2 separate regions of the Homo sapiens genome follow, and region 2 is linked to region 1. Evidence: read pairs that join two places in POLR2A ChIA-PET (ENCODE). Cell type or tissue: HepG2. All regions are shown on one strand. Each heading gives the region's core, and the rest is flanking DNA. Links, peaks and the distances in the headings are about the cores only.

Region 1 (10,525 bases), core at 1,177-9,176:
ATTCAATCATATTTCTCTTTGTTCTTCAGAGTGGAAATTTACTATTTATCTGCTTTCAAGTCAACTGACTTTTCTGTCACCTCCAATCTGCTGTTAAGCCAATATTGGGAGTTTTAAATGTTCAGCTACTATACTTTTTGGTTCTAGAATTTCCATTTGGTTATTTTATCTCTAAACATCCATTCTCAATTTTCTTTTCTGCCTGCCTGTAAAATATTGGGACTCCCTAAGTTTCTACCTTGTACCACTCATTGATTTGTATTTGTCTAAGATTCCTCCCCATCTATTCACTCATTATGGCCATCTTTTCCTTTAAATCCTCAAAAAATATGAATCATGAGGGTGGGTCTTTCCCATGCTGTTCTTGTGATAGTCAATAAGTCTCATGAGATCTGAGGTTTTATAAAGGGGTGTTCCCCCACATATGCTCTCTCTTACCTGCTGCTGTGCAAAACTTGACTTTGCTCCTCCTTTGCCTTCTGCTATGATTGATTGTGAGGCCTCCCAGCCATGTGGAACTGTGAGTCTATTAAACCTCTTTTCTGGCCAGGCACAGTGGCTCAAGCCTGTAATCCTGACACTTTGGGAGGCCGAGGTGGGTGGATCACCTGAGGTCAGGAGTTCAAGACCAGCCAGGCCAACATCGTGAAACCCCATCTCTACTAAAAAATACAAAATATTAGCCAGGCATGGCGGTGGGCACTTGTAATCCCAGCTAGTCAGGAAGCTGAGGCAGGAGAATCGCTTGAACCCAGGAGGCGGAGGTTGCAGTGAGCCAAGATGGTGCCACTGTACTCCAATCTGGGTGACAAAAGCAAACTCCATCTCAAAACCAAAAAACCTCTTTTCTCTATAAATTACCCAGTCTGAGGTCTGAGGTATGTCTTTTTTTTTTTTTTTTTTGAGTCTCGCTCTGTTGCCCAGACTAGAGTGCAGTGGCACGATCTTGGCTCACTGCAAGCTCCGCCTCCCGGGTTCATGCCATTCTCCTGCCTCAGCCTCCCAAGTAGCTGGGACTACACGTGCCTGCCACCACACCCGGCTAATTTTTTTGTATTTTTAGTAGAGACAGGGTTTCACCATGTTAGCCAGGATGGTCTCGATCTCCTAACCTCATGATCCGCCTGCCTCGGCCTCCCAAAGTGCAAGGATTACAGGCGTAAGCCACCGCGCCCAGCCAGTCTGGGGTATGTCTTTATTGGCAGCATGAGAACAGACTAATACAACTGCCTAGAATAGTCACTGATAAACAGTAAACTGACTCAATGAAAGTCAGCCATTATTAGTACAATTATAAACCTGTGGCAGAATGACTTATAAATTTATACTAATTTTAAAAATTAAGTAATACTAGAAAAATTAGCAAATAATAGTCTGATTAAGAACTGACATTCCTCGCCTCTTTTCCTTTCTCTGCCATCATGGTGTGTGCTTGACTTTGCTTCTTGCCATGTCTTCTCACAAGACTTTCAGGATTAAGTGATTGCTGGCCAAGAAACAAAAGCAAAATTGTCCCATTCCCCAGTGGATTCAGATGAAAACTGGTAATAAAATCAGGATTTTATTAATAAAATAAAACCAAAAGGAGACAATGGAGAAGAACCAAGCTGGGTCTATAAGGAATTGCACATGAGATGGCACACATATTTATGCTGTCTGAAGGTCACAATCATGTTACCATATCAGGCTGAAAATGTCACCACTATCCGGAGAGTTTGACATGTTTTGTTGGGAATATATTTTGTCTCTCTGCATCTGTTATGAACGCATTGGTTGGCTGGGTTCAGTAATAAATATGTGAGGCCTTTCATTAAAAAAAAAAAAAAATTTGCATTCCTCAATGTACTTATGCATTTTAACAATGATTTTTATATAAAAAGCAAAAGAAAGCAGCAAGTTTAAGCCAAAAAACAATAAATAAAATAATAAATTTTCTTTAAAAATATAATTAAGTTTTAGAAGGGCTTTCTTTTAAAATATTGAAATATAAAATTTATTCAAAAGCAAAATAACAGCTTCTATGAAGTATGAGCTACATATAATAAGTAAACAGCACAGTACCAAAAATTCCATTTTTTCAACACATCAGTATCTTCTTTGAATTACACATTTTCTCCCTAGAATAATGCAAAATAATAGATTAATATTTGAAATATTCCTAAACTGATTTAGCATTAAAAGTCTACCATAATAACAGGAGTATAATTTAAAGCGAGAGTGAGAAATATTTAGTCTACTGAAAAATATGAATCATAAAAAGTCAATAATGAACCACATGAATATAAAATGCAGGCCGGGTGCAGTGGCTCACTGCCTGTAATCCCAGCATTTTGGGAGGCCGAGGTGCATGGATCACCTGAGGTCAGGAGTTTGAGACCAGCCTGGCCAACATGGTGAAACCCTGTCTCTACTAAAACATACAAAAATTAGCTGGGTGTGGTGGCGAGCGTCTGTAATCCCAGCTAGTCAGGAGGCTAAGGCAGGAGAATCACTTGAACCTTGGAGGGGGAGGTTGCAGGGAGCCGAGATCGCACCACTGCACTCCAGCCTGGGAGACAAGAGGGTAACTCCATCTCAAAAAAATAAAATAAAATAAATAAAATAAAAAATAAAAGCAAATAATTCTGGCTTGATGAGGTGGGTGTGAATATGGGGTTAAACTAATTTTAAAACTCGAAAAAAGGAACATAAATATAACATTTTGGCATCAGTGTCATGTTATAGTTTGAGAGCACAATAAACAAGGATGATGAATAGCTACATGAAAAAATCAATGAAAAAGGAAGATTAAAAGAAGAAAAAAAGAGCAGACAGAGACAAAAGACAATTATGTGGGGAAAAGCAAGAGAGATCAGATTGTTACTGTGTCTGTGTAGAAAGAAGTAGACATAGGAGACTCCATTTTGTTATGTACTAAGAAAAATTCTTCTGCCTTGAGATTCTGTTAATCTATAACCTTACCCCCAACCCCGTGCTCTCTGAAACGTGTGCTGTGTCAACTCAGAGTTAAATGGATTGAGGGAGGTGCAAGATGTGCTTTGTTAAACAGATGCTTGAGGGCAGCATGCTCCTTAAGAGTCATCACCACTCCCTAATCTCAAGTACCCAGGGACACAAAAACTGCGGAAGGCCGCAGGGACCTCTGCCTAGGAAAGCCAGGTATTGTCCAAGGTTTCTCCCCATGTGATAGTCTGAAATATGGCCTCGTGGGAAGGGAAAGACCTGACCGTCCCCCAGCCCGACACCCGTAAAGGGTCTGTGCTGAGGAGGATTAGTAAAAGAGGAAGGAATGCCTCTTGCAGTTGAGACAAGAGGAAGGCATCTGTCTCCTGCCTGTCCCTGGGCAATGGAATGTCTCGGTATAAAACCCGATTGTATGCTCCATCTACTGAGATAGGGAAAAACCGCCTTAGGGCTGGAGGTGGGACCTGCGGGCAGCAATACTGCTTTGTAAAGCATTGAGATGTTTATGTGTATGCATATCTAAAAGCACAGCACTTAATCCTTTACATTGTCTATGATGCAAAGACCTTTGTTCACGTGTTTGTCTGCTGACCCTCTCCCCACAATTGTCTTGTGACCCTGACACATCCCCCTCTTTGAGAAACACCCACAGATGATCAATAAATACTAAGGGAACTCAGAGGCTGGCGGGATCCTCCATATGCTGAACCCTGGTTCCCCGGGTCCCCTTATTTCTTTCTCTATACTTTGTCTCTGTGTCTTTTTCTTTTCCAAATCTCTTGTCCCACCTTACGAGAAACACCCACAGGTGTGTAGGGGCAACCCACCCCTACACAATTATTTGCATATAAAAGCAGTTTAACATAAAGTAGAAAAATAGAGGAAAAAGGCCCAGGGGATTTAAAAAAATATGGGCCAAATTTTCTTGTCATACCTTCATCTTTACTGAGGGTGTGAATTTGAAAATATTATCATGTCTCTAGGTATTACCTGTACTCCTGGTTTAACATTTTTTTTTCATCTTTGTTTTCCCTATAGCTAATTTCCTAATTTCTTATTTTTCATCTTACTGCATGATATATGTACCATATCTTGAAAACTACTTACAAATAAGAGAAATAGAAGTAATAACTTTTTATAAATTCCTAATAAATGGTGAATTAGCTAATTAATCAGTATTCACAACACTTCCACTGCTCTAATCCAAAACAGGATTAGAATAGGAGTTAATATGAAGTCTCTGAACTTGCTGATATTGTGTTCTAAATTGTGTACAGGTGTAATTTTTTGAGTTCTGAAGCTTTTGTTAGTCTGAAAGCAGAATACTTCAGTGTTAAGAGGCTTTACTCTCAATGGAAGTGCCAACGTACTTAACCATTAGGAAAATAGTATTTGGGCTGCAACACAAGGGAGCTAACACTTATTAAACACTTCTCATGTATCGGTTTCCACATTCTTTTCATTGTACCAGTGGACTTTAAAACTGCACTTTTCTGAAGCAGAGCTGGATTTAGGCCAGCTGATACCCTCTGCACAGCCCAACAATGGCGCCTCCTGGCCCTACCACTGCTTTAAAAAATTGCTTAAGAGTCCTTTAGACGAATCAGCTGATGAGTCAAATGCTATCCAGACCCAGGTAGCTGGTTTTGAAACTCACACCATGTGTAAAGAAACAAATGTAATACCTGATGACACTTTCAAATCAAACTTTTAAACTTTTGTCACTCATCATACCAAAGAAAATGATTTTTTAATAGTGCAGATTAAATTTGAACTGGCAGATAAAGACAGTTACTAAAAATTCTACTAAAGTCAAGTGTGGCAGTGAACGAATTAAGAGGATGATAGCTAGGGCAAACAACTCTGTGGCATTCCCCTTAGTCCCCTATGCTCCTGCTTATTTTCCTTAATGATTAATCCAGGGCTGCTCTGGAGCTTTTGCATGAGCAGCCATGAGTAGATTTAAGTAACTGGGTAAAGGTCAGACATATCCTACCCCCAATCAGATAAACTACCTTTGAATCTATTTGACATACTGGATTTCTTTATTTAAATAATAATTTATTTGGTTTAAAAGAGTTTTAAAATCCTGCTTTTAAATAGGAGACCAATGCAATGTCATACTTAAGTGGCAGGTGAAATAAGCCGAGGACCTGAACTAGGCTACAGATCATGGCTCTACATCCCAATTTAAAATGTCTCTTTCAGGCCAGGTGCGGTGGCTCACGCCTGTCATCTCAGCACTTTGGGAGGCCAAGGTGGGTAGATCACTTGGGGCCAGGAGTTTGAGACCAGCTTGGCCAACATGGTGAAACCCCATCTCTACTAAAAAATGCAAAAATTAGCCAGGCATGGTGACACACGCCTGTAATCCCAGCTACTTAGGGGGCTGAGGTATGAGAATTGCTTGAACCTGGGAAGCGGAGGTTGCAGTGAGCTCTCGTGCCACTACACTCCAGCCTGGGTGACAGCACAAGACTCTGCCTCAAAAAAATAAAAATACATCTCTTTCATTAAATTTTACAGAGTAGTATATATTTATTAATGCAACATACATATAAATGACTATGAGGTGGTCACTACCACAGGTAATGCAACTGAGGCTCATGCGCTGTAGGAGTTCCATGTGAGCTTAAAGTTATGAGTATTGACAGTGGTCAATGCATTTAAAACTCAGTAGAGTATCATTGACAATCAAGAAAACTATGTTTATACAGAATATAACTTTGATAGGATTTTAAGAATCCAATCTTTAAGTTTAACAATAGGCTACGTTTGTTTGTTTTGTTTAGAGATGGGTTCTTGCTGCATTGCATGATAATAGCTCACTGCAGCCTCGAACTGGGCTCAAGCAATCCTCCCACCTCAGCTTCCAAGTAGCTAGGACTACAGATGTGCGCCACCATGCCCAGCTAGTTTTTCATTTTATTTTTCTGTAGAGATCGGGTCTTGCTATGTTGCCCAGGCTGTCCTTGAAATCCTAGTCTCAAGTAATCCTCCTGCTTGGCCTCCCAAAGTGTTGGGATTAAAGGTGTGAGGCACCTTGCCCGGCCAGTATTTTGAATATTTTAATTTGGCATTGATCTTCAATGATAATTGAATAGGTGAAATGACTTGAAAAATTCAAATATATATTGCAAAAACCTACAGAGTAAGAAATTATTCTATCTGTTATGTAGTAACTTTTAACTCCTACTATTTATTTATTTATTTAGAGATGGAGTCTCGCTCTGTCACCCAGGCTGGAGTGCTGTGGCGCAGTCTCGGCTCACTGCAACCTCTGCCTCCCGGGTTCAAGCAATTCTCCACCTCAGCCTCCTGAGCAGCTGGGATTACAGGTGCGCACCACCATGCCCAGCTAATTTTTGTGTTTTTAGTAGAGATGGGGTTTTGCCCTCTTGGCCAGGCTGGTCTTGAACTCCTGACCTCGTGATCCACCTGCCTCAGCCTCCCAAAGTGCTGGGATTACAGGCGTGAGCCACCGCGCCTGGCTAACTCCTACTCTTAATCCTTAATTGGCTAAGCAACTGCAAGACCAAACTATGTAATTAGACATACTGAAGAAAATACCAATACAATTATGTAAAGATTATATATAGTGGTTAAGAGCAGGGACTCAGTTTCCTCATATCATAAGGATAATAATAGTACCCACTACAGTAGAACTATTAGGTACTATTATTTGGTACTATTCAGATAATAGTACCTATCAGGGGGTTGTTATAAGGATTAAATGAGTTAATTTATGTAAAGGATTTGCTTGACATACAGTAAAGGCTATGTATTGTTATGATCACAGTCTGTCACTGTACTTATCAAATTTATCCTGCATAAATTAGGTGCGATTTTTACCAAAAAGAGAGTCTTGCATATCTATGACTGCAAGGGTCACTGGAGTAGAGCAGAGGTTCTTAAAGGGTGCAGTACCATCCTCTACAGAACATTCTAGAAATTTGTGATGGTACTTTTTGTTTGTCATTGTGATAGGGGAGAAAGGGACATGCTGCTGCTGATATACAACAGGCAGAAACAAATGATGCCAGATGTCCTGTATCTTGCACGGTTGTTCCACATGACAGAACTATCTGGCTGGCAATTCTACTAGACTTTGCTAGTCTGTTTATGCTTTCCTACTCTCCAAAGTAAGTAACCATTTCACATACCTTCCCTGTTCTTAAATATCCAATATCTTACTGTGCCTTAACTAAAAACCCTGCTTCTTATCTCACTAAGAAAATAAAAGCAATTGGCCGGGCACGATGGCTCACGCCTGTAATCCCAGCACTTTGGGAGGCAGAGGCAGGCAGATCACGAGGTCAGGAGATCGAGACCATCCTGGCTAACACAGTGAAACCCCGTCTCTACTAAAAATACAAAAAATTAGCCGGGCGTGGTGGCGGGCGCCTGTAGTCCCAGCTACTCGGGAGGCTGAGGCAGGAGAATGGCGTGAACCTGGGAGGCGGAGCTTGCAGTGAGCCAAGATTGCGCCACTGCACTCCAGCCTGGGCAACACAGCCAGACTCCGTCTCAAAAAAAAAAAGAAAAGAAAAGCAATTGATAAAGAAATTTCTCTCCCACTATCAAACCTTCCATTCCATGTGTTTCTGTGCTCCCATATTCTGCCTGCCTTCCCACCACAGTGGATGAACTGCCCCTTTTTATCCAAGACCAACTCCTCTACTGCTCTCCTGTATCCCATTTCTTAAGCCTACCTTAAGGATTTTACTCCTTCTGCTCTGTCTTGAATGGCTGTTTCCCTGTCTACTGGATCATTCCTATCAATATCCAACAGCTGTTTTCTCTCTTATGTTAAAAAGCAAAACAAAAAACTCTCCCTTGACATCACATCTCCCTCATTTCTCTGCTTTACTCTTTATCCAAAGAGTTGTCTATTCTTGATGTTTCTATTTCCTCTCTTTCCATTCTATGCTAAACCCACTCTACAACAGGCTTTCATTCCCATTGTTAGGCTAAAGCCAGTCTTATGAGGGTCATAAAAGCCTCGACATTACCAAATATGATAGTCAATAATCAACCTTCACTTTACTTAGCAACACTGGACACAATTGATCTCACCCTCCTTGAAATACATTGTGAAATATTATACTCTCCTAATTTCTCTTCTATTTCACTGATTACTTCTCAGTTACCTTTACTGAATCTTTAACTTCTTGGGTGCTAAAAGTAATATGCTAAAAGTGAAATTTTGGCCAGCACAGCCTGATGAAATCTAGCATTTAAAACTACAGTTGTGTTTACTGTATATAATTTATTTAGCCACTTGATACATTCATAAATATTCATTCAGCATCTACTATATACCAGGCACTAGAAATATAGAAATAAGCGAAATGACCATACCCTCTCCACACAGAGCTTACATTTTCAGTGGGGGAGACAATCAATAAACAAGTAGATAGACATATACTTAAGCCAGCAAAAATAAGTATTATGAAGAAAAACTCACTCAACAATTTTTCTTTGTCTTGGATCTATTCCAAAAAAATAGTTTTTAACTGTTCAGGCCACCAAAGCTATCTTGATGTGTTTGAAAATGATGTTAGGCATTTTTTAAAAAGCTGACATTATCTAAAGGAGATTATTTCCATTCTCAAACTACAGATTAAATCCTATATTGTGGAACATAAGGAATACGAGGAGCAGAAAAGTGAGAAAGTAATTAGTTCAAAATAAGAAGAGGACCAGAAAAATATTAAATCATAAAAGTCAAGAGAAGAGAAAATATCAAAAGGGGGAATGGACAGTTAAATCTACAAAAGCTGAAGAAAAAGAGGATACTAAATTTGTTTATTATACAAAGAGTTTTTTGTGACTTTCAAGAAAACAGTAAATTTAATATTCAAGAGACAAATACAGTAAGTTACAAAGTGGGAAGGGTAGTAAGGAGGTAGCAACAATGGAGAAATAGAATGAATAAAAATTTTTTTTGAGATGGGGTCTCCATGTTGCCCATACTTGTCTCAAACTCCTGGGCTCAAATAATCCTCCTGCCTCAGCCTCCTGGATAGCTGGGATTGCAGGCATGTGCCACTGCACCCAGCTTAGAGTGGGTATGAATTTAAGATGTCTGGAAATGAAAGGAAGAGGGAAATAAAGAAGCCTGAAGATACAGATTAAATCAGGAAGCAGAGAAGCAAAACAGGCAAGCATATTAAAGGCTTGAAAGTACATGTTCAAGAATTTCTCTCTAAAAAAGAAGAGGGATATATCTTTCTTTTAAAGAGAAAAGGGACAAAAGAAGGAAAGATGAATATAAATATTTTAGGGTGAAAAATTATAAGGATGAGGACAGTTGGCCTTATTCATGCTTTTAAATAATGGCTAATTCAGTAAATCAACTTTCCAAGGATCAGTGATAGCCAGCAATAACTTATTTTGACATACAGAGCCCAAATGAACAGTAAATTATGACGAAGTTATGAGAACATTCACCTCAGAACCTACTTTCTCTGGATTCCTCTCACTGCATATTTCTTACCATTTTTCTTTTTTTCAGTTTTTTAATTTTTTTATTTTTAAGCACTTTCATGTCTATCTTCCTATTTTTCGTTCTACTTCCTGTTCTGTCTCCCTCTGCCTCTCTCTTTCCCCGTATTGTCTCACACCATGCAATAGAGAAAATGTCTTTTGGTATTGATTTTACTTAATGTATAAAATGTAAAATCTTCCTTCTTCAAATATTAGTAGTTTTTCATTTAAATATATGAATTTTCTTCCAAGTAATAAAATGATATTCTTTGGAAACAAATTATTACAGTTTACAGTGTATAAAATACATACCTGATTTAAACCAGCACCTGTTTGCATAGAAGACTTTTTTAATAGTCTTACTTCTTTGTTTATGTATCTTAGCATCCCACTAAGCGTGTTAAAGTCATTATTCTCAGAACTATCAGCTTCTAGGTTATATGTGAGAGGTTTAAATGAGTCTGGCTGGGTGTAAGTCAGATTCTTATGGCTTTCTTCTAATGTTGAAGGCTGTTCTAATTGCATTTTCTTTAAGTCCTGTAGTAATTCTTCAGAAAGATCTTCATCACCATGAATTTTGAAAGTAAGATCACTGGCACTAATAGAGCGACGTAATTTTGTACACTTGGAAAAAGATGTGTGAAAACATTTAGCAAATTTTGGATCTTGAACATCAGGCATAATTTCTGTTGGAGATGTAAATGGGGCTGGCAGAAACTTGATGTCTTCTGCCTTTTCATGTCCAGAAATTTTGGCCTGTAATCTGGTTAATTCTGATTCCTGCAGATAAATTGGTACATAGTAGGTGCTCAATACATTTTTGTTAAATGAATGAACTCCTTAGAAAATCATAGACTTTTAGAAAGTCAACCTTTGTCCCACTATAGGAATTCTGTTTATAATTCTTGAGAGTTTTCCAAGCTCTGTTTAAAACCTTTACTTAAGATAGGTTCACTTTGGGAAAATTACACATATTCCTTTGAAATATGCTTATTCTAAGAAATTCCATTAAAACTAGATTCTCCTTATATATATATTTTTGGTGTTAATGACAATATCAATTTCTATTCAA
Region 2 (10,525 bases), core at 1,023-9,022, 54 kb after region 1:
CAAAACGATATACTCAATATTTTACAGATTTATCTCCTAATGTTACCTGACTGCTTCAAATAGTGAATATACAGTCCTACTTAGGATATAAAATGCCATTATAGAAGATATTTATTGAGTAAACTAATTCTTCATTGCAAATGAGGAAACCAAAGAGAAAACCAAGGTATGGAATCCTGAAGAATAAACAAGAGTTGGACAAGTTTAGAAGGGCATTCCAGGAAAAGGGAGTATGCTCAGAAGCAAGGCCCTGCGAAAGGGAGTGGTGAGAAGTTGGCAAAAGCCTAGGGTAGTAAGAAGATGAATTTGTAGGAAATGGTTATTTGGGAGCCACAATTGACAAGATAAACTAGGGCCAACTGTCAAGAACCTGTAGGCCAAACACTCTAAAAACTTTTCTTTAAAAGGTAAGTGGTATTTAAACCTACTTCTTAAGCCTCCTTGAATAAGAAAAATAGGAAAGTGAGTACAAACTAGCATACTGTTAATGATGCTTAAGTGAGATTTTTTTTTTTTTTTTGAGACAAAGTCTTGCTGTGTAGCCCAGGCTGTAGTGCAGTGGTGCGATCTCGGGTCACTGCAACCTCTACCTCCCAGGTTCAAGCAATTCTCCTGCCTCCGCCTCCTGAGTAGCTGGGATTACAGGTATGCACCACCATGTCTTGCTGATTTTTGTATTTTTAGTAGAGAGTGGGTTTTGCCATGTTGGCCAGACTGGTCTTAAACTCCTGACCTCAGGTGATCCACCCGCCTTGGCCTCCCAAAGTGCTGGGATTACAGGTGTGAGCCACCTTGCCTGGCCTTAAGTGAGAATATTTTGAAATGCTGAAGTTACTAAGAAAATAATTTGTCAGCTAGAAAAAAAGAAGTGAAACCTTCTTTGCTTTGAAACAGTGAAAATATTTTCAGAAAGGCAGCAATTTAACTTGGTCCAAGTGTTCATATAGTTGCCACTGCTTTACTACCTTAATACCAAAGAGCAACTCAAATTTGGTACTTTTCGTTCAAGGCGCACATATTGCATACATGCTCCACATCTCATCTATTAAGATTCTTGTCTTGCTCCTTGTTTTCTTTATTGTAAATTTGAGCTTCTCAATGGTGTTCTTCCTCTTAATGCTAATAATGTTCTAGTAAGCAGTCTTGAAAAAGTGAAAGAAATCTTAGATTTCTTAGCAGATGAAAAAACGAGAAAAACATTCTCTCTTGCAGATTCTATTCTACATCATGAAATTATCTTTGCCACTCTTATTTCTAAAAAGGGAATCTTATAAGATACACAGTTTTTGAACACCACCCTTATAGTCTGTATATGAAATCATTAACAGCTAAAAAATCTGTAATTCTGAATGACTAATTAACATTTGTTTTATGAAAATTATAAATACTTAGAAATTTTCTTTTTTATGAAAGAGAATGGGCATTGGGACTTGTATCATCCTTCACACAGAGAAAATAAATAAAACCTATGATTCTGTCAGAATATCACTACCTAATAGTTAACAGTGTAATAACTCATTTGGGCAAGATTCATCATTAGATATGAAAGCCATTGATTATAAGGTTATTGAGGAACAGGATATTCACATGGCCTCAAAGACTCACCCCAAAGTTAGTTTGCTAATTATCAATGAAAATGTATGCCCTTAAAATAATGAGATCTGGCAGTCATCAAATTAAATAAGGTATATAATCCTGAGAGTGTCTCCTTAAATTTTGTGTCATCACACTTGATTCACTGGGGTGAATCAGGTCTGGGGCATGGCTAGATACTCTTCAAAGCTTCCAGGTGATGCTGATGCTGCTAGTTCACAGACCATGCTTTGAGTAGCAAGGCTATAAAGGACAATTTTAAGTAATTGGGGAAATTTTAGTACGGACAATGTTGAATGATATTACTAACTTAATGTTGACTTTCTCTGTAGTGTAGTGGTGGTGTGGCCATACAGAAGAAATTCTCTGTTCACAGGAGATGCATGTTAAGTATTAAAGGGGTAAAGTATTATGACATCCGTACCTTCTCTCAGGCGGTTTGGCAAAAGGGAGGTGGGTTGGTAGGGACACACACAAGCATGCATGCATGTGTATGTGTAGAGAGAGATAAAGTGAGTGTACCTAGAGTTTAATAGAGTTTAACAGAGAGTGAATCTAGGTGAGGAGTAGACTATTTTTTCAATTTTTTGTGGGCTTGAAATTTTAAAAAATAAATTAGAAATAAATCAATTATAGCTAATAAAAAACTAATTAAAAACCCAAAACATCCGCTACTCTATTGAATTTCTTATTTGAACAGAGTTTGAAAGTCTGAATCTCATACAGATAAACATCTTGCATTGTATACAAACCACTTGCAAATGTGTGTGTGTGTGTGTGTGTGTGTGTGTGTGTGTGTGTGTATAAATAAATGAAATCAAAACAAAAACAAACACCACTCTGCTGAACCAAAGAAGCTCCTCAGGTGCACAATCTGGAGACAACCAGATAGGGCCCTAGGCTATGCATCTTCAAAAAAAGAAGGTAAACTCTTCTTTTATGTTTAAGACTTTTTTGTGGGGGTTTTGGGGAATCTAAAGTAGAAAATAAGAGGAAAACAAAACAAAAGAAATAAAATCTGTAAGTCTAATAAGCACCTTTTCAATTTTCCATTTAACAGCAGGTAACAACTGGTTTAATTTACTGATTTCTTGTTACCAGTTCAGAATTTTATCATCAACCTTTTAGCTTAGTGATACAACTTTAAACTGACCCTTATAACTTTCCTATAGATAAAAAAATTCATATTTCTTTTGCAGAGAACAAGTTGAGGCATGTTGAGAGACATGAACAAAAGTCATGAAAGGAAGGTAGTAATGACATAATCAGGAGAGAAGTAGACTTCAGGCTTCTATTTTGCTGCTATAAATAACTTATGTGTAGAATCAGTCAATATAGCTTAAATCATAGGAATTTGGCTTCTATATTTCTTACTCATTTTGATTTTTCCCCAAACAGCAAACCTGCTAAAGATGTTAAAGGAATAAAATCCAACATCATACTTCATTCTTTTGCTGATTTCTTTTCCATCTCATATCTGGCTATTAACACACGGAAATACCTCACCAGATGACTGCCCAGTTACGTTAGGTAGTTTAATGAAAACCAGGAGTTAAGTGGCTGCATGAGTTTTATCTAATAAAAGTATTTCATGCCTACAATCTCTGTACAGTAATCATTTTTTAATATTAATGAAATTTGGGGCTATTCTTACACAGGGAAATGAACTGACATTGCATTAAATGTTAAGAGTTTTGGTGAATACTACAGGAATATTTATGAATAAACACATGTCTACATGGGCATACACAGTCACAAAATGAATTAAAAACAGAATAGGGAAAAAATAACATCGTATCTTTAAAGCAAATCTTTTATATTCAAGCTACATATGACAGAATAAACGTCATAGCATATTTGGACCTACGTTTAACACTAAAAATGCAAGAGAAAATACTAAATATATAGCAGTTAGTTACAAAACTTCGGGCAACTCAGTATGTGCTAAGCACTTTATATACCCTGTTTCATTTAATTCTCACACTAATGCTCTTCTAGGGTATTGTCATTCCTATTTTGTGGATGAAGAAATTAAAGTTCAAAGAGTTAAATAACCTGGCTAAGGTTACAGTGAGTGGGTAAGCACTTGAAGCCACACTGAAACCCAATTTAACAACAAAGCCCATGTTTTTAACCATGAAGATATACTAGCCAGAAAGCCGTATTTTAGCTAGAAATTCTGGCTTTATCTCAATTAATCTTACAAGCCAACTGATAAAAACAAGCAAAATTGAATCACTTTTAGTTTTCTCTTCCTCCACTTCCTCTGGTAATTTTCTTTTTTTTTGGTAATGTTAATAAGTAGCAATTATAGCTAAAATTTAAAACAATTTTTAGGGTTATAAAAACTGTTTTAAGACAAAAAGAGGCTAGATAACCTGCAAACTAGATGATTAACTATCAAATAATTAAGATCATAATTCGCTCTAAAGAAAATACATTTAAAGGAACTAAGTTCATTGAGTCAGATCAAATCGTCAGCTCTGAATTGCCTTTTATCTGTACAATGTTTACAATTTACAGAGAAAAGTAAAAAAGCCACAAGAATGTCTCCAAATAGAAAAAAATAATTAGCCAGGCATGTTGAAGCACGCTTGTCCTAGCTGCTCAGGAGGCTCATGTGGGAGGATTACTTGAGCTCAGGAGTTCAAGGTTGCAGTGAGTTATCATCATGCCACTGCACTCCAGCCTAGGCAAATGAGAGAGATTCTGTCTGTTAAAAAAAAAAAAAAGGAAAGAAAGAAAAATAAAGTATTAGCATACTAGCCTTGATTGTTTCTTCAGATACTTGGTTCTGTAATGCTTTTAAAGCTTCATCTTTCTTCATATTTTCCTTTTTCATTTCCTAAAAACAGTAAGAAAAGTATAAGTATGCAGATTTGATTAGATTTAAAGGCAAGTTATAGAGACATAAAATATTAGTCAACTTCTAAATAGCACTTTTATAAGGATGATTTTACCCCTTTGCTTTCCGTCAAGAGTCTATCTAGTGATTCAAGATGATGTTGTTTGCATATTATATCTTGTTGCAACATGGACATAGTCTTTTCTTGTTCTTTAAATTGTTGGTCCTTTTTCTCTAGTTGAGCTTCAAGCTAAACATGAAAACAGAATTTTCATATTAAATATTTTAAAATTTTGAAACATTTTAAATATTAAATACATGTGACACTATAATTGAAATTACATAGATTTTTGTATTTTGCCAAATTGTCTTCAGCTTCTCTCTTTTTAAGGAAGAAATGAAATCACTTGCATGAACAGACACTTCTCAAAAGAAGACATATATGTGGACAACAAACATACAAAAAAAAAGCTCAACATTGCTGATCGCTCAAGAAATGCAAATCGAAACCACAATGAGATACCATCTCATGCCAGTCAGAATGGCAATTATTAAAAAGTCAAAAAACAGATGCTGGAGAGGTTGCAGAGAAAAGGAACACTTTTACATTGCTGATGGGAGTGTAAATTAGTTCAACCATTGTGGAAGGCAGTGTGGCATTTCCTCAAAGACCTAGAGGCAGAAACACAATTTGACCCAGCAATCCCATTACTGGGTATATACCCAAAGGAATGTAAGTCATTCTATTATAAAAATACATGCATGTGTATGTTCATTGCAGCACTATTCACAATAGAAAAGACATGGAATCAACCTAAATGCCCATCAGTGATAGACTGGATAAAGAAAATGTGGTACATACATACTATGGAATACTATGCAGCCATAAAAAGGAACGAGATCGTTTCCTTTACAGGGACACGGATGGAGTTGGAAGCCATTATCCTCAGCAAACTAACACAGGAACAGAAAACCAAATACTGCACGTACTCACTTATAAGTGGGAGCTGAATGATGAGAACACACGAAGACATGGGGAGGAACAACACATACTGAGGCCTATAGGGGAGTGGGATGGGAGAGAGGGAGCATCAGGAAGAATAGCTAATGGATGCTGGGCTCAATACCTAAGTGATGGGATGATCTGTGCAGCAAACCACCATGGCACACATTTACCTATGTGACAAATCTGCACCTCCTGTACGTGTACCCCTGAACTTAACGGCTGAAGAAAAAAAGGCAAAATGTAGAAACTAAGAATATAGACCCCTTTACCCCTCCCCCTTTACACTGTCGTTGTCACATGTATTATATCAATATACCTCATCAGTAAATGTTATAATTTCTTCTTTCAACTGCCATAGATATTATAAAAATCCTATATTTACCAAATATTTACTGTTTTTGTTGTTCTTCCTTTATTCCTGAGGTCCCAAGTTTCTCTCAGGTATTTTTTTTCCATGAGGAACTTTCTTTAGCATTCTCTTTTAGAACAAGTCTGCTGGTGACAAATTCTCTATGCGGTCCTTCATCTAAGAATGTCTTTATTTTACCTTCATTCCTAGAGAGTATTTTTGTTGGATATAAAATAGAATGACAGTTTTTTTCTCTTTCAGCATTTAAAAAATGTTGTTCCATCTTCTTATGTCCATAGTTTTTGATGAGAAATCTGCAGTAATTTTAACATTTGTTCCCTTATATGCAGTGTCATTTATCTCTGGGTGCTTTCAAAGTTTTTTGTTTTAGTTTTTGGCAAGGATTTTGATGTGTCTAGAAGTAGTTCTCTTTGATTTTTTTAAATTTGTAAATTTATTTCCTTCATCAAATTTGTGAAGTTTTCAGACATTATTCCTTCAAATATTTTCCTGCACTAATCTCATTCTCTCCTTTGACTCTGAAGACAAGAATATCAGATCTTCCAGGTCCTTCCCCATATATCTCTGAGGCTTTGTTCAATATTTTTATAAATCTTTCTTTTCTTGGAAAAAAAATTTTTTCTCTGTTGCTCAGACTGAATAATATCTATTAATCTACATTCAAGTTCACTGTCTTTTTCCTCTTGTCTGCTCCATTCTTCTGTTAAGCTCATCTAAATTACAGCAGCCCTGTGGTATTCGTGGTTTCACTTTCCACAGTTCAGTTACCTGCAGTCAACCCTGGTCTGAAAATACTAAATGGAAAATTCCACGAATAAACAATTCATACGTTTTGAATTGCAGTTCTGAGCAGCGTGATGAAATCTCATGACGTCCCACTATGTCCAGCTCTGGACAAGAATGATCCATTTTCCATGCTGTATAAGCTACCTGCTCGTTAGTCACTTAGTAGCCATCTTGGTTATCAGATCAACTGCCATGGTATCACAGTGCTTGTGTTCAAGGAACTCTTATTTTACTTAATAATGGCCCCAAAGCAAAAGAGTAGTGATGCTATCTGGATGCAGATCCAATTTGGATATGTCAAAGAGAAGACATAGCATGCTTCCTTTAAGTGAAAAGGTGAAGGTTCTTGACTTAATGAGGAAAGAAAAAAAACTGCATGCTGAGGTTGCTAAGATCTACAATAAAGAATAAATCTATCCATGAAATTGTGAAGAAAAATAAATTCATGCAAGTATGGCAGTTGTACCTCAAACTACAAAAGTTACAACCACAATGCGTAAGTGCTTAGTTAAAATAGAAAAGGCATTAAATTTGTAGGTGGAAGGCATTAACAGAAAACATGTTCCAACTGACTGCAATGTGTTGCACCAGAAAATATTGAGTATATATTAAGACTTCAGCAAAGATCCCCTGAAACAAGTGACACCAAGTCATTTACTGCAAATAAGGGATGATTACACAGATTCAATAATAGGGTTAGACTGAAAAATATTAAAATTATTGGAGAAGCTGTGTCTGCTGATGAAGCAGCTGCTGTCACATTTCCAGCAGAGATGAAGAAGCTAAGGAGAAAAGATACCATCCAAAGCAAGACTTCAATTGCAGCGAAACTAGGCTGTTCTCAAAGATGACTCACAGAACCTACATTCATAAAAGTGCAAAGGAGGCTGGGCGCAGTGGCTCACACCTCTGCGTGAGCCAGGCACATTGGGAGGCTGAGCCAGGCAGATCACGAGGTCAGGAGTTTGACATCAGCCTGACCAACATGGTGAAACCCCATCTCTACTAAAAATACAAAAATTAGCCAGGCTTGGTGGCGCGCACCTGTAATCCCAGCTACTCAGGAGGCTGAGGCAGGAGAATCACTTGAACCCAGAAGGCGGAGACTGCAGTGAGCTGAGATCACACCATTGCACTCCAGCCTGGCCGACAGAGCGAGACTCTATCTCAAAAAAAAAAAGTGCAAAGGAGGCACTAGGGCATAAGAGAGAGAACACACTTTTATGAGAACAAGTTTTCACATAACTTTTATGACAGTATTTTGTTACAATTGGTCGATTTTATTAGAATTCTTGCTAATCTCTTACTGTGTCTAATTTATAAATTAAGCTTTATAATAGGTATGTATGTATAGGAAAAAATATATAAGGTTCAGTACTATCTGTGGTTTCAGGCATTCACTGAAGGTCTTGGAATGTCTCTCCCATGGATAAGCAGGGACTACTGTATCTATTTTTTTTTACTGTGTCTTGCATTTTTGGTCTCAAATTTTCTTTTCTACTTTTAACCCAAGGTCAAGAGTGCTTCTCTTATTCTGCTTTTTCCTCTCAATCAATCTTCAAGCAACTGATATTTTTAGGGAAATGGAGTCTACAGAATTACTCTTACTTTAATAATGTCAAAAATAATGATTACAGCTGAAACAGAAGGCATACTATATTCTGTTAAAGCACTGAAAAATTATTCAGAAAGATTGGGATTCTAATTACAGCTCTTGCCACTAACTTTTGTGTATCTTTGTGTCCTCGTCTACAAAATAAAAAATGCTGGGGCTAGTAATGTTTAAGTTTCTTTTCAGCACTCATATTCTAAATATGTATTACTTACTCTTTCAATCTGCTTTTCCATTTCTTTATGCTGTTCCAAGTGAATTTTCTTTGCTTTTTCAAAGGCTAAACAAATTTTCTCATGCTCTGTATTAATATTGGTTTCTAGACTCCTTATCTTTTCATTCTTTTCCTAGAAACACAAAACACTTTAAAGGAGTATAATTGATTTGGGAGGCCAAGGCAGGCAGATCGCTTGAATCCAGGAGTTCAAGACTAGCCTGGGAAACACGGCAAGACCCCGTCTCTATGAAAAATACAAAAAATTAGCTAAGTAGATGTGGTGGCATGCGCCTGTGGTCATAGCTTCTGGGGACGCTCAGGGGGAAGCCTGGGAGGACACGGCTGTAGTGAGCCATGATTGTGCCACTGCACTGCAGCCTGAACCACAGAGTGAGACTTTGTCTCAAAAAAAAAGTATAATTGAAAAGCAGTTTTACATAAAAGTACATTAGTCAACCATTAAATATGTCATACTCCATTCTTTAAAGAACCACAGTAGTTTATACTTCAAACTTTAACAAAATGGCTAAAAATACTTTATCAAGACGAGAAGATTTAAACTATTTTAAATATCAAGAAGCATATCAAAGAACTACCATTATCTTCAATCCTATTAGGATAAAAATGAGAAAACGGCCGGGTGCGGTGGCTCACGCCTGTAATCCCAACACTTTGGAAGGCTGAGGCGGGTGGATCACGAGGTCAGGAGATGAGACCATCCTGGCTAACACGGTGAAACCTGTCTCTACTGAAAATACAAAAAAAATTAGCCAGGCGTGGTGGCGGGCGCCTGTAGTCCCAGCTACTCGGGAGGCTGAGGCAGGAGAATGGCGTGAACCCAGGAGGCAGAGCTTGCAGTGAGCCGAGATCACACCACTGCACTCCAGCCTGGGCGACGGAGTGAGACTCTGTCTCAAAAAAAAAAAAAAAAAGAGAAAACTTGGATAACTTGCCATATAAGCCTATTAACTTAAAAATATAAACAAGAAATGATCAGAAGAGTTTAGTAGAATTTATACTTTCCTATATATTTTATAATAATGATGCTAAAACAAATGTGCTGTCACAAATTAAGTGCCTAAAAATCACAGTAAATTTGTAGGAACAAAGATAAGTTTTACCATAAGCTCCTGTTCTAGTTCTGCATTTTTTGCAGCAATAGAGGAATAAGCAACTATCTTTTCTTCCAGCTGTTTCTCAAGAGTTAAAAGTTGAGAACATTTCTTTGTCATCTGAAAACACATTGAAATAAATGTAAAATTATTTTTTAAAGGTAATGATTTTGCATTCTAAGATCAAACACCTGCTCCTCTTTCAAAGTTCAAATACATTGTGTCTAGGTAAATTGGGCAAACTTACAGTTATAAACATTTAGGATGCAAAGTGAATAACTTTTTAACCCACATAATTATAAGTATTTTACAAAATAAGTGACAATTAAGAAGAAAAACAAATACTGAAAACAAAGGATCACTTCTTCTATCTATGTAAAACATAAGTCATTTAATTCAGACCCCTATATCCAAAAAGGACAATACCCTAATCTATTTTTACGTAGCTGTTAAAGACTGAAATAAGTACAATAAAATGTTATCAGCAGTTATTTCTGGTGGTAGAATTATCAATGGTTCATTTTCTTCTTTTTCCCCTTTTATATTAACAAGACTGTGCTATTTTTGTAATTTAAAAAACTTATTAATCCCAGTATTTGGCAATTTCCTAAGTAAACTGGTAGCCATAGTTATAAACTGTCTAAATCTCCATCTTCATTATTAACATAAGTTCCTATCTTATAGTTCTTTTTCCTCAGCCTTGGCTATAGACTTTAAGCTGAGAAAGCAGGTATTTAAAAAGTGTACCTATAGATGACTGCAGCCTCTGGTTTGAAGATCGAGTATAAGATATACACATGTGGTCCTGGTCCACAATTACCTAATGAGGCACCCTTATCCTGTCCTCAGTGAAAATGAAGACAAGATATTCACAAAACACTCATTATCCCCTTTTCAGAATGTAATTCCTTGCGTAGTTGTTTCAGGTTTACATGCAGTTGTTTAAAAATACAGACTCTTTAAACAGCAGAAATACACAAAAAA

What was found. ChIA-PET counts read pairs that join two places held together with the same protein. Peaks named below come from ENCODE experiments on the same cell type or tissue, not always from the same donor. Only the 100,000 strongest peaks of a DNase experiment are listed, where the experiment ranks them.
Region 2: POLR2A ChIA-PET joins it to region 1 with 12 read pairs; 4 of 35 experiments call an interaction of 5 or more read pairs at or near these places.

What each region holds. Positions count from the first base shown.
Region 1 is chr1:93,270,055-93,280,579 of GRCh38, reverse strand. It overlaps CCDC18 (coiled-coil domain containing 18), which reads right to left. Exons shown (of 29, transcript NM_001378204.1): 28 at 9,766-10,233; 29 at 1,850-2,117. The coding sequence ends at 2,103. It also overlaps the pseudogene LOC100130531. Among named protein-coding and RNA genes, the nearest start is that of CCDC18-AS1, 70 kb to the left of the region's middle. RefSeq lists an enhancer at 2,865-3,832. In HepG2, for the core only: no CTCF peak of the experiment used is centred there; DNase peaks (open chromatin) are centred at 4,489 and 4,879; H3K4me3 peaks cover 1,167 bases.
Region 2 is chr1:93,215,772-93,226,296 of GRCh38, reverse strand. It overlaps CCDC18 (coiled-coil domain containing 18), which reads right to left. Exons shown (of 29, transcript NM_001378204.1): 13 at 9,551-9,661; 14 at 8,428-8,559; 15 at 4,554-4,688; 16 at 4,361-4,438. LOC107985521 (a long non-coding RNA gene) reads left to right here and starts at 606. Exons shown (of 2, transcript XR_001737683.2): 1 at 606-645; 2 at 1,926-5,830. In HepG2, for the core only: no CTCF peak of the experiment used is centred there; a DNase peak (open chromatin) is centred at 4,206.